Regions from separate parts of the Homo sapiens genome. Here region 2 is linked to region 1. Evidence: chromatin contacts called from ENCODE Hi-C or POLR2A ChIA-PET data. All regions are on one chromosome and are shown on one strand. The core of a region is the stretch at or near the end of the contact, and the rest is flanking DNA. Distances in the headings are between cores, read along the strand shown. Region 1 holds the start of PDGFC (platelet derived growth factor C). Region 2 holds the start of GASK1B (golgi associated kinase 1B).

Region 1 (6,001 bases), core at 1,781-4,280:
TAGACCAACCCCCAAACATAGCCTAATCCTCTACCCACAGATTAGGAAACAAGCAGCAATTTTTAGCATCATGCATCTTAGGAATGGAAATGGCCCAGCCTCAGATGGCAACAGAATGTGTGTGGCCTGGCTTAATGAACTCATCTCTCCTGGAGGTGTGAATCTACTTGGGTAAAGTGGCCTATGACCACATGCTGCATGACAGCTCTGGGACCCTTACAAAGTGATGATAGCATGGGGATCACAAGAGAGAACTAAAAGGAAAGGACAAAGAGAAGCACAGGTCAGCAAAGAGATTCGGGCAGATGCCAAGAGAGGCTTGATAAGACAAGGCAATAGGAGAAATGATATGGGACAGGAACAATAAAAAACAGAAGCCAGGAAGCCAGGAATATTGTGCATTGTTGTCATTATGGAGGAGCTTGGCTAGTAAGAAGCAATATTTTGAACTGGACATTTATTTTACATGAGAAAGAACAAAGGTTGGTCTGATGTGTTTCCTGCACGGGTACAGCTGGTGCTGTGGCTCCTTTGATCACTTTCCCCCAGACCTCTGCAGCTACTGTGATTAGAGATACATCCCTAGGCTGCCCTTTGATCAGCAGCTCAAGGAGCCTGCAGGTGCCATGTGGCATCACATTAGCAAGTTGTAAGAAGCACCACACTAATATTAGCTGATAAATGTGATACTATGTCTTGCTGCGCAACAGCAAATACAAATAACGTTTGCAAAAGTCGGCAGAATCCTTATTTTATCTACTTTTATACCCTAAAACTTTCTGTGCTTTCTTAAACATGAACACTTCATAGAGTTTAAATTCAAAGTTGAAGTCTTGAAACACCCCAATATGAAAAGGAAAAAAAATCACTCTGACTTAAAACTATAGCACATCCTATCTTAATTTTGTAGGTATGCCACTTGTGTTCATTTTGCATGGTTAATCAAGTGACAGAATCCTTGCATTCTGAATAGATGATATACAAAGCAGTAAAAACATGTATATTCCTTTTCAAATTACAGTAAGAGCCACCATTTGTAAACAGGGCGTTAAATATTCCAATTTTAGACAGCCTAACATGAACATTGTGGTTTCATGTGCAGTATAAAATTTCTATTTACAAAGTATTCTCAAAAATGACTTCATAATGGTAGATGAAGAGAAAAAGAGTTTAGAAATTGAATGATGTAAATCATATGGGTTCAGAGGCTAAGCAAATTACACACCCTGAAGCTGCCCTGGCTTTATGAAAGGAGCCTTTCTCCAGCTCTGTGCAATCCCAGCCCAAGGGAACTTGCATCTGAGAGTTTTCTAAACATTTCAGGTACACTTGAAAGCTGAAAGTAATTCTCATTTCCTATGCAGGATTAAGTCGTTTCCAGCACACACAAAATAGCAGTCATTCACCAACACATACAAAAACACACCACCAGAAAGGTAAGGACTTCAGAGTACAAAGGCAAGTTTAAAAAACAAAAACTAGGGAGCAAGAGAAATACACTTTTTAATTCCTCTAAAAACGACCACACAGCCTCTTGACCTCTATATTTCCTATCTACTCATTGATTAATTGATGACTTCGACCTAGAGTGCTTCAATTAATGCGGCTGATATATTTCCTGACCGACCCCCCTCGCCCTCCCCAAATCTGAGTAAAGTCAAACATGCCAAGGCTCATTCATTTTGGATTCGTTTTTAGAGGCAGTTCTTGAACTTCTAACTTTAGCAATGAGCGAACCTGCAATGTGCATTTGAAATGACGTTCACAATCGCTCCCAGAATGTCCTCACTCAGCAGTGGCACTCACGTTGCCCTCTTGGAGCTTTGTGGCAGCTCCCGAAGTTGCAAACTACACTTAACCTTTAACAGTCCATGCCAATGAACGCAGCGCACATTTGCATGTAATGAGAGACCAAAGATACCTTCACAGTCTGGTATATATCACATACCAACGCACAATGCCAACGTTAACACACACAGCGAGAAACAAGCAGGGGGAGAATGGGGGAAAGACTCACCGTTCTGTTCCTTGTTGCTGGAAAACTGGAATTTACTACTCAGGTTGGATTCCGCCTGAGTCCCCTGTCTCTGGCCGGCCAGGGCAGATGTCAGCAGGAGAAGCCCGAAGAGGCTCATTTGGCTGACTGGGGTGAGAGCTCACTCACGGCGGGCACTTTGGAAGCAGCGACTCCCGAGTCTCTTTCACCACCGCCAGGGGAAGGCTGCACTGGGGTGGAAGCGCCGAGCCTGCTCTGGCAGCAGAGAATCGCAGGGTAGTTTCCACATAATCCCATCCAAAACTTTTTCCTAGAGCCCTCTTCTGTGTCTCCAGTTTTTGAAAAGGATCAAAGCAAAACCTGGACCTGAACCAGTTTCCCAAGGTTTAAACAAATCCTGAGCTGTGGCGAAGTGGTGGGGGTGGGGGTGAAGGCGAGGGAGGAATGAGGGGGTGGGGACGCGGGGGAGCGGCGAGAAGTCCCCAGCAAGTTGCTGGGAGCACCTGTCAGTTCGGGGGACAGGACAGAGGCGAAAACTCAAGGGTTGCCCGCAGCCAGACTGGAAGCCAAGTCGGCGGCGAGCAGTTTCTGATCAATAACAAAGCTGCCAATAGATGCGGCTCTCCGGGCGCCCCTCTCCCCCGCCCCACCCCCCACCCCCGAAGGGGGAGGGGGAAGAAACAAGGCGAGGGCGCCGCGGCGGGTCCCACGGGCCGGGGCGCCGGAGCGGGGCCGGGGGGCTCCGGGCCGACGGCGGCCCGGGCGCAGGCGGAGAGAGGCCGCGGGGCTCCCGCTCCTCAGCCCGGAGCGCAGTTGGCCCCGGGTTCGGAGCGCCGCAGCACGGATTCCGGCACCTGGCTTGAGTTTTCCGCGACCAAAGTTCACCTTGTTCGGGCTCGTCCCCCGCTCCTCAAAGCCTGGGGCAATTCGGCCGCTCGGGGTCACCGCGGGGCTCCGGTTGTTCCCCGTCCCCTCCCCCCACGCCTCGGGCTCCGCGCTAACCTCGGGGCTACGCGCGGCGTCTCCGCACGGGGTGAAGAGGGAAGGCCGGGGCGGCCGGGAGGATCCGGCTTGTCCCCTCCCCTTCTCTACCTTCCCCCCGCCGGGCGGCAGACAGGAGGTGGGGGCCGTGGGCCGAGCCCGGGCGGAGCGCGCGCCTGGCGAGCGGGGGCGGCTCAGCGGCTCTCCCGCAGGCGGCCGATGGGGCGGGCGGGGGTCAGCGCCTCTGGGAGGGGCAGCCCTGGGACGCGTCCGCGCGAGCGGGCTTGGCCGCCCACTGGCTGTCAACAGGTGCTGCGCAGACAGGGGGTGCTGCGGGACTCGCTGTGGGCAAGACCCCGGTGGCCCAGGAGAGGAACGCGGCCAAGGCGGCCCCTGCTTTCCCTTCCACGGAACACCTCTAACCCCAAATACAGAGCACGATGGGTGGTGAAGGGTGCTGCAGAAGTAAGTGGGAAAGAACTTCCTGCAGCTCTCCTTCTCCCGCCCCCTGTCGCCTGACTTGTCATTAGTTTCCAGGAGGGCTCCCCACTCCCTAAGGTCTTTGCTAGGACCCTTGGCCAGAGTTTCAGAACAGAAGGAAGAAGGGAAATGAATTCAAAGGCTTTCCTCCAATTTCCAGCTCCGTAAAGCAGGACAAATAAAGCAAAAGTAAAGGCAGCCAAAATAACATCCATTTAACAAGTACTATATTTACTGAATGCCTACTATGTCGGGCACTGTTTAGAGGTTGGAGCCGTAGCAGTGAAAACAGACAAAAGTCCCTGCCCTCGTGAAGCATACGTAGTAGTTGGGCAGCATTAAGCTAATAGCAAGCTCTTCTGAGAATGGTGTCTAAGGGACTCAGAATGATCCTGCAACCTTGGACTTTCCTACAATACAGCCTCTAACAAAACTAGGCTGCCCTGAACCCCTGGTGATAGAATTGTTTACATTTACACCAAAAAGGTCGAGAAAGAACTGAAATCTCTTGTGGCTTGTGTTCAGGCTGACTTGGAGAGAGAGGCCGATGCTTTAAGACCTAAAGTTCTCATGAGGTAGTCTGAAATGAAACACACATGCCAAGCAGGGCTTATGGTGGTTCCATGTCTGCTAAATATGTCTGTGACAGGATCCAACGTGCTTTCTTTGTGGAGAAGCAGAAAATCATTGTCAATGTGTTAAAGGCACAAGCAGAGAGTCAGAAAAGTTGAATTTTAAAATGAAGCTATTTTTGAGTAATAATCAAAATGAAAACAAGGAAGTGCCATGGCAGGCAAATCAGCAATATCACCCAACTTCTTGTGGAAAAAAAGTCAATGCAAACAATTCGACCATCAAGAACACTTGGGCTGGAACAGAAAACCAAAATAGCAATGTCCCTGAAACTAAGGAGTGGCATTTGGGCAAGAACATATTCTTACTGGACCAAACCAGGGGCTGATCCTTCTTCAGTGGTGAGGAAAATGCCAAGCCCTCTTCTTATATGCGAACACCAACTGGGGCCAACCAACCAGACCTTTCTGCTTGGAATATCCTAGTCTTCTTGTTTTTCCCTTTTAGAAACCTTTGAAAACTTCACCCATCTGTCTCATTCTTGAAAATTTCACCCGCCTGTCTCATTCATTCATTCTTATCCCTTTACCACTTCTATCTACAGAGTACTAAATATACACTAAAGGCAAATAAGGCCTGATCTTTGACTTTAAGGCATTTACAGTTTAGTGGACAGAAGGTTTTTTATCAAGTATGGTATTTTATTCGAGTTAGCAGCTCCACAACACCAGTGTGACTCCATATTTGCATAATGTGTTCCAAAAATATTTTGTAAATTTGTGAGGGTGAAGGGTTATTCCCAATTTTAATAACATAATGGGACTTAAATAAAGGGCATGCCTTATGAATCCATTGTAATCTATTTTTCATAAAATTCATTATTCTCCAGTTTTTCTAATTTTGTAAGTTTAGTTTTCTAATCAGCACTTTTCTAAATGAAATTGTTATATGTCCATATAGTTGAGTTTCCTGACCACCCACATAGAGGTGGGGTGTGTGTGTGTGTGTGTGTGTGTGTGTGTGTGTGTGTGTCTGCAAATGTAATCCATTTGCTCTCAGGAGATTGGAAGGGTGATGACTACTCTTTATTTTGTATCATTTCATATTGGCTAGAATATTGCTTGGCACAGGGGGATAATAAATAAACACTCTTGACTGACTGACAGGTTTCTTTATTGGAGTCACTTACATTCTCCCTGGAATTTCAGTGCGATAGTTGTATTTGAAAAGTTACAGATGATCTAGAATAATACTCTACCTCTGCGTTTCACCTCATCCATATTCTACAGATTGATTTGACAATCGCCTTATAAATAAAGTCAGCCAGGTGTTCCTGAATGACCCCTAGACAAAATCACATCCACATTGGCCAATTTCCTTTCAATGTACTTGCATTGTCATTTCTTGAACTGCTCTTGCCCTTGACGTAGTTGATTCTTTTAACACATTATCCTCTGCCTGTCTTCCTGCTCTATTTTGCTTGTTAACCTTTTCTAGAAAAATGAAATCTTTGCATTGAAAGTAAATTTTATATAATCCAGAGTCTGTGCAATTACTAAACAATATATTTTAAATGAATATGGCTTTGTTTTGGCCAAAGGCATTTTCCTTGATGAAAGGCATCTGTTCCGCCAACCAAGAGAAAATAATTTCAGACATTCTTTGTGGTTTTCATGTTTTCTTAAACCTTAAGAAGGAGTGCCCATTGCTGCTGCATGCATGAAGAGTATTACCACAAATTCTTACTAAAGAATACACTTGGTGGTTAACAATGATAATTTGGGGGAGGGGGTGTCACTACTAAATGTTTTTAAGTGAAATAAGATTTTAAAGCAACCTACTCCTTTAGCTAGCCACTTAACACTCAAAGGGGCGGGAACCATGGGGACATATTTTTGCCACCAAAAAAAAAAATCTACGTTTTCTTGCTCTTTATTTTTCTGTTTTGATCCTAACACACACACACACGTG
Region 2 (6,159 bases), core at 1,780-4,279, 1.2 Mb after region 1:
GCTCTGCGCGGCTTAAGAAGATTCCATCTGCTCAAGAACGATAACCCGCTTCCCCCTTACTTTTAAAAACTTCTACTTCCTCCCATAGTAACCTATTTAATAGTATGCCTGACTGTCAGCAAGTTCTTTGCCTCCAGCCTAGCTTCCTCTCCTCATCATGCAAATTGCCGTTGGCTTTAATTAGATTTAATAAGCCACTGGGAAGTGAAGCGAGGGAAATGGAGAGCAAAGATTATACAGTATGGGCTTACTCTTGCATGTCCAATACAGCATTTCCCTGGAACTCTCATATCCTCCCAGGCTGGGAAAATAAAGAATGCCAAGCGCATGGAAAGACACGCTGCTGCTGCTGCTGTCCAAATGTGAACCGTGGGTGGAGAAAAATCATTTAGAAAAAGAGAGTGAGGGAAAAAAGAAAATGAACCAGAATCCCCAACAGCTGCAAATAACGAAGCATGTGAATCTGTTACCTTGGATGAACTCTGCTTTCCTGCTCACAGACGGCAGGGTCCTGTTGAGCCCCAGGATCCTGTCTAGGTGGAAGGCAAACACCTCACTCATGTCCAAGGGCTGCTTGAGAAGCCCACAGGGGCTAGGGCCACAGCGGAGCACAGCGCCAGGTGCGCCCCCCTCCAGCACCAGCAAACGGGCTCCGCTCCTAGAGGACACAGGCCGGAGCCCTGCCACTGCGCTGTCCGCCAAGAGTCGCATTCTTCGGATGTCATCTTTGCTCAGCCAGGAGGGGGCGCTCTCGCTGTAGATCCTAATGTTGCTCTCCCTGGAGCTGGGCTGCAGGAAGTCTGGGCCCCCGGCTCGCACTCCCGGACCCCGCACCAACCTCCAGGGTCGCTCTCCAATCTTAACCAGGTTTGCTCCCTGAGCGTACCCAGGTGCTACAGCATCAGCTTCCCTTGCCGCTTCCTGCGGCTGAAGGGATGGTCCGACCAAAGCCTCCTGCCCTGGGGCAGCCGATGCCACTGCATGCTTTTTCCTGCGCTTGGGCTTCACGGTGCCACGGATATTGGCCGGCTTGCTGCGCTTGGAGCGTAGGGTAATGTACACCACATTGGGCTGCAGAGTGGACCCATTGCCCTGGGACTCTGGAGGGGCCAGGGTACCATCCAGGGGTATCTCAGGGAAGGATGGCTCGGCGGTGTCGCGGCTGCGATGTGGCCCCTTCTCAGCCGCCTGTCCATGCTGGAGAGAGGCCCTCCCCACCTGGCTCACCAGGAAGCCCAAGTAGATGGCACACGCAGTGCCCAGCAGAAGGTTTCTCCGGGTCCTTGGACGCCGGCTGCTCCAGAGCTTACGCACCCGCGGGACGCACAGGGAGCAGATGAACCAGTTTATGAGCTGCCCCGGCTTGTCTGGACAGGTCATTTCTCTGCCGCATCCACATGTTGAACGGAGTTTAAAGTCTGCAGTTGGCTCCTGCTAATGTGATGCATGGTTTCCTGACTTCAGCTGCCGCGTCCGCTTCGGGATATAAGTGGTCTCCAGTGGGCAGAGGTGGAAGGAAAGGGTTGGTGATGAAGCTGGGAATGTTTCTGACACAACAAACCTTTTAAATTATCAGTCTCCCCAAGGAGAAATGCGGCTTGTTTCTGGGAATGAATGGATACAGAGTTAACTGAGTCACAATTTCAAACCATTTAAGTTCCTCTACAAGAGTCAAGAAAAAAAGTAATCATTTCCTTTCATAAATATCACCACTAAATGTTTTTAAAAATAAAATTTAAAAGCATGCAAACGAGATAGATGTATAGATTTGATAGTCACTTGAAAGTAGTGAAAACAAGCCACAAAAATCCAAGAGTGTTTTATAACTTGTACCTAGAGTCATTTAAGTTGACTCTGAAGCAAAAGCGTTAAAATGTGACAAACCTGGGCTTTTCCTTTTTGAAATTCAGAAAGAACTTAAGACAAGTAATAGATAATTTTTTAATACTCTATACCTATACCATTTTTATTTTTTAAAGTCCTGAATTAACTAAGTACAAGCAGCAAGTATTAACAATAAAATTTAGAAACATATTCTCTTAGTCTAAAGGTACAAATTGTACTTCATATTAATAATATGTTCCATTAGCTTACATTGTTAGTATAATACAAAGCCATAAATGTCCATATATCTTGGAAGCAGTTGCATTTATTCTGTTTCTCTCTCTCTCTCTCTTTCTCTCTCTCTCACACACATACACACACACAACACAACACAACTCTGACTGCTTTTTATTTCTTTTCTTTCCACCGAAGTCAGCTGAAAGAAAATAAAAGCATCTCTAGTTCTGTTTTTTCACTATTAAAAAGAAAAAGAAGAAACTCGTAAGCAACCTTACTTACACAGCTGGCCCCATGCTTGGCTCCAGGAAGAATGTAATCCTTGACTCTAATGCAAAGAACTTTTAAAGGCTGAGGCATGTAAGTAGAACATATTTCATGGTCAAGAGTGTTCCACATTTCAAACATTTCAGTTCAGCTTTAAAAGCTCCCTTGAAAACTACTGATTGCAAAGCAAAACTTGGAAACTGACTGCTGCATGGTTTTAAGAGATACAAAGCTTTTAAAAACAATAGTTAACAAAATAAACTTTAATTTTAAATTCGGAAAAAAGAAATGCCGTAGAGAATCAGTTTTCATTCAAATAAATTTCCACTTATTTTTAACCCCTGGGAGCCCTCTAGTGTCCTGTTCGCAAACAGACTCAGAAATGTCAGTCTCATGAAGTTCAAAAGATCGAGAATGTTTGCTATCTTGGTGGAGCAGCCGCAGCCAAGCAAGTAACTTGTAAAATGAGGAATGCCATCACCCCTCGAGTGTCCATCCCACATAACTTGGGGTTAGAGCACAAGCGTTCCCAGGAACTACTCACCTTACCATCTTGGCCGTTTCATTTGTCTTCCACCAGTTCTGGAAAGAGAAGGCCTAGAAGTTCAGAAAAAAAGGTAAGAAAGAGTTAATATAAATGAGGAGAAAAAATAGAACAGTGAGATAAGAGTACACACAGATAAGGAAAGACATTTATAGTGTGCAATTGCACGGTGCAACAGTTCACAAAAGGAAGTCGTGGATTCTCTCTGATTGGAGGTTTTTTGAAAAAACAGGTTAGGGATTGGCCTGGGTGGTTTGCGTGTCCTAGCACAAAGGCAGGGGCTGATGACCTTGGGGTGTCAATTAGACTATGGCAAATAGAATCAAAAGGCAAGAAGACAGAAAGGGGACAGGGATTTTTCCTCCCCACAGAGAAAGAAAGTTGTGATACTGAAGAGTGGGTAAAAGATTAGCATATGGTGTATAATCCTAAAAATACTATATTTTACAATGCAAAAAGAGCAAGGAGTTGGAATATATAGGGAAGGAGAGAATAAACGTCCAAGTGGTAAATTGACAAAAATTATAATCGGGCTGTTATTTCAGCACTCTAAACTCAGTCCTTTTTTCCTCTTTAAAAGTCCTGCCACATGGAGGAATGAGAAGGAGCAATCCCAATATTGACAGTAGCCTGGAAGTACCTGGATATTTTGGCTAAACTTTGTGAGAATTCAGGCATCAAAACAATTTTATCTGCACTCAAAAACTCTTAGGCACACACTTCCATACACACAGAATTATTTTCTTGATAGAAAATGTGAACTTCTTGCAAGGAAACCATACCAAAGCTGCATTTTATAACCATCTTATTATTTCCACAGTCAAAGGAATAACTGACCTGGCTCTATAACAATTAAAAGTAAGCCTTTGGCAGAGGCCAGTTATAATAAGCAGACATCTCCTCTAGCTGTTTTTAGAGCTATTTTTTTCATGGAGAAATGCCTACGAGATAGGGAGAGTTGTGTGAGTTAGTAAATTTCGTTGACTACCTTCCCACCCCCACTCCAAAAATGTCTCCTAGAAAAAGAACAATACACTGTCCCCTGCTATAGCCACAATAGGGATTCGTGGAGGCTACACTATCTACTCTGAACTATGATATTCAGAGAATGGGCTGAAGAGGGAGGCAGACTGGCTTTAAATTCTCCTCATTTACCTCTTACGTGTGGTCCCCTGTGGCAAGTAATCTTACCTCTCTAAGCCTCAGTTTCCCCCATGTGTAAGAAAAGAAAAATAATAGCACTTACCCTATCGGTTTCTTCTGATGACTGAATGAGATAGCAGCCTTGGAATGATCATTTGAAATATTCAGCAATGTGTTTGTTTTTATCCCCCATGATGCCTCATTAAACTGCTCAGAGGCCTCTCTCCTCAGCCCAGGCCTTGACAGATAGTCACCACTGCACCACAGCAAAGCAATCATGGTAGAATTGAGGACAAGCACACTGAATTATTTGTAGCCAACATATTGATATAGCCAATACAGTGGATAAATGGGGCTTGTCAGATATAATCAGAGCACAATTTTAGTGATTCCCCCCACTGCCCATTGAAACCTGTTCTGTGGCCTGATATCTCTTTTCAACTTTCTTAAATGGAAACTCAGGCAGTCCCCATGACTTTTCCAGTCATACTTAAATTTTTGTAAAAGTTCTCCAGTTGTTAGCCATAGACATACAGACACATAATACACATAAACTAATTAATATGTTTGATTCTATATCACAGTCAATTTCTTTAAAAATTTCTTTTAAATTCCCAGAATTTCTCCAGAAGATAGCAGTCCCTCAAAAAGCATAGCCAAAATCTACTGAAAAGGGACAGAGGAGACCCATCTTACATTCTTTTTTGTTCCTGCCTAGAGCTCTTATTCCTTAACCACTCACCCAGCCGCTCACCCCACTTTGAGCCTGGCTCTGGCTGTTCCAAGGTAGTGGAGAGAGAGAAGCAATAATAGCAGAAATGGCCTTGCTACTCCATTGATACTGCTGCAAATTGACTTATAAGCTCTCCAGGTTTGGCAGGTGTGTAAAGCTGACTCTGAGATAGTTAATTCAAAGACACCACTATCAAAGCATCTCTCTAGCTGGCTGTTGATGGCCCCTTAGTCCCTTGGAACTTGGTAGCCCCCTGTTCTGTTGAGATCACCTCATCTCTCCAGGCTGTTCTCTTAGGCAGCATTTAAGCTGACCTGCAGGCTGGTTTTCTAACTTGGGCCTCTGTGTACTGCCCCACAAGTGATCCAGTGGACATGGTCACCATCATTTGCTCCAGCAACCTCAGACTTCCCAATGCAGCAACCCACCTCCCTTAGCACTGCGGATCCATATCTCATTTTCGAATGTGGAAGCAATTGCCATCAATTGCTCATGGTCTCTGTTGAAACTGAATGGAAAGGTGTTTTTTGCCATCAGGTAGCATGGGAAACAGAGAAGTTTAATTTAGTTTTAGAAAAATAAGGCTAAATTCCTTGAACAAGCGTTAGCTTGAAAATTTGTTGCCACAATATAACATTCGTGTATAACTTACAATATAATCTGTGAGTGAACATATAGAACTCAAAGTATTCATTATTATTAATATTATTAGATCAGAGAGACAAATAATTCTCATGCCTAAAGTACTTTCTCTTCTTAAAAAACAATGAGAGAAATAAAGTGAAAAAGTAGACAGTAAGATAATGGTAGGGACCATCGGAATTACCTGAGGACTTTTTATATCTTTATGGAGGGGCAAGGATGGTGATGGAGAAAAAACATGAGCAAAGCAGGATTGTGGGAATGTTCTGTTTCTTCATTTAGATGGGATTTACCTAAGTATGTTTATTTTGGGATAACACATTGACTATACATTTGTGATTTCTGTACTTTTCCATATTTATATATATCTTATCCTTCAATCAAATTGGAAAAGGTGGTACATAAATAGCTATTTATTTTATATTCTTTATACCTTGTATATATGTTATAAATCTACATAGGAGAGTAGAACAAATAATTTGTTTACAATAAAAAACGCATATTACTTCAGTCATTTAAAAATTAAGTTTAAATATTAAAGAACAGTAAAATCCCTGAAAATTTTAAAAATATATGAGTGTCTAGACCCCATCCATCTTCCCAGAGATTCTAAATGATCTAAAGTAGGGCCCAGGAATCCACAGTTTTAAAAGCTTCTAATGTGCAGAGTTATAATTCACTGTACTATGAGTTAAATACTTAGTTCTAGGAGCAAGTTAACACCTTTTTACAATTAAATGATGTCTTAGGTTTCACTGGCAATGAAGTA

The links. A loop is a pair of places that touch in the nucleus more often than their neighbours do. ChIA-PET counts read pairs that join two places held with the same protein, here RNA polymerase II (POLR2A). Pooled maps may share reads with other maps.
Region 2: a pooled map shows a loop between it and region 1 (2.8-fold over the local background). The contact joins the promoter of GASK1B here to the promoter of PDGFC in region 1. A Hi-C loop is called at or near these places in 1 of 168 maps with a recorded cell type or tissue (sigmoid colon) and 5 of 50 pooled maps. POLR2A ChIA-PET finds 5 or more read pairs at or near these places in 1 of 52 experiments (activated T-cell).

The regions. Positions count from the first base shown.
Region 1 is chr4:156,968,769-156,974,769 of GRCh38, forward strand. PDGFC (platelet derived growth factor C) reads right to left here and starts at 3,031. Exons shown (of 6, transcript NM_016205.3): 1 at 2,018-3,031. The coding sequence starts at 2,135. RefSeq lists an enhancer at 2,818-3,318.
Region 2 is chr4:158,169,996-158,176,154 of GRCh38, forward strand. It overlaps GASK1B (golgi associated kinase 1B), which reads right to left and starts at 3,030. Exons shown (of 5, transcript NM_001128424.2): 1 at 2,873-3,030; 2 at 471-1,604. The coding sequence starts at 1,380. It overlaps GASK1B-AS1 (GASK1B antisense RNA 1), which reads left to right and starts at 757. Exons shown (of 5, transcript NR_147410.1): 1 at 757-1,485. It overlaps LOC101928007 (a long non-coding RNA gene), which reads right to left. Exons shown (of 4, transcript XR_007058350.1): 3 at 4,119-4,271; 4 at 3,693-3,813. RefSeq lists enhancers at 513-1,033, 1,207-2,406.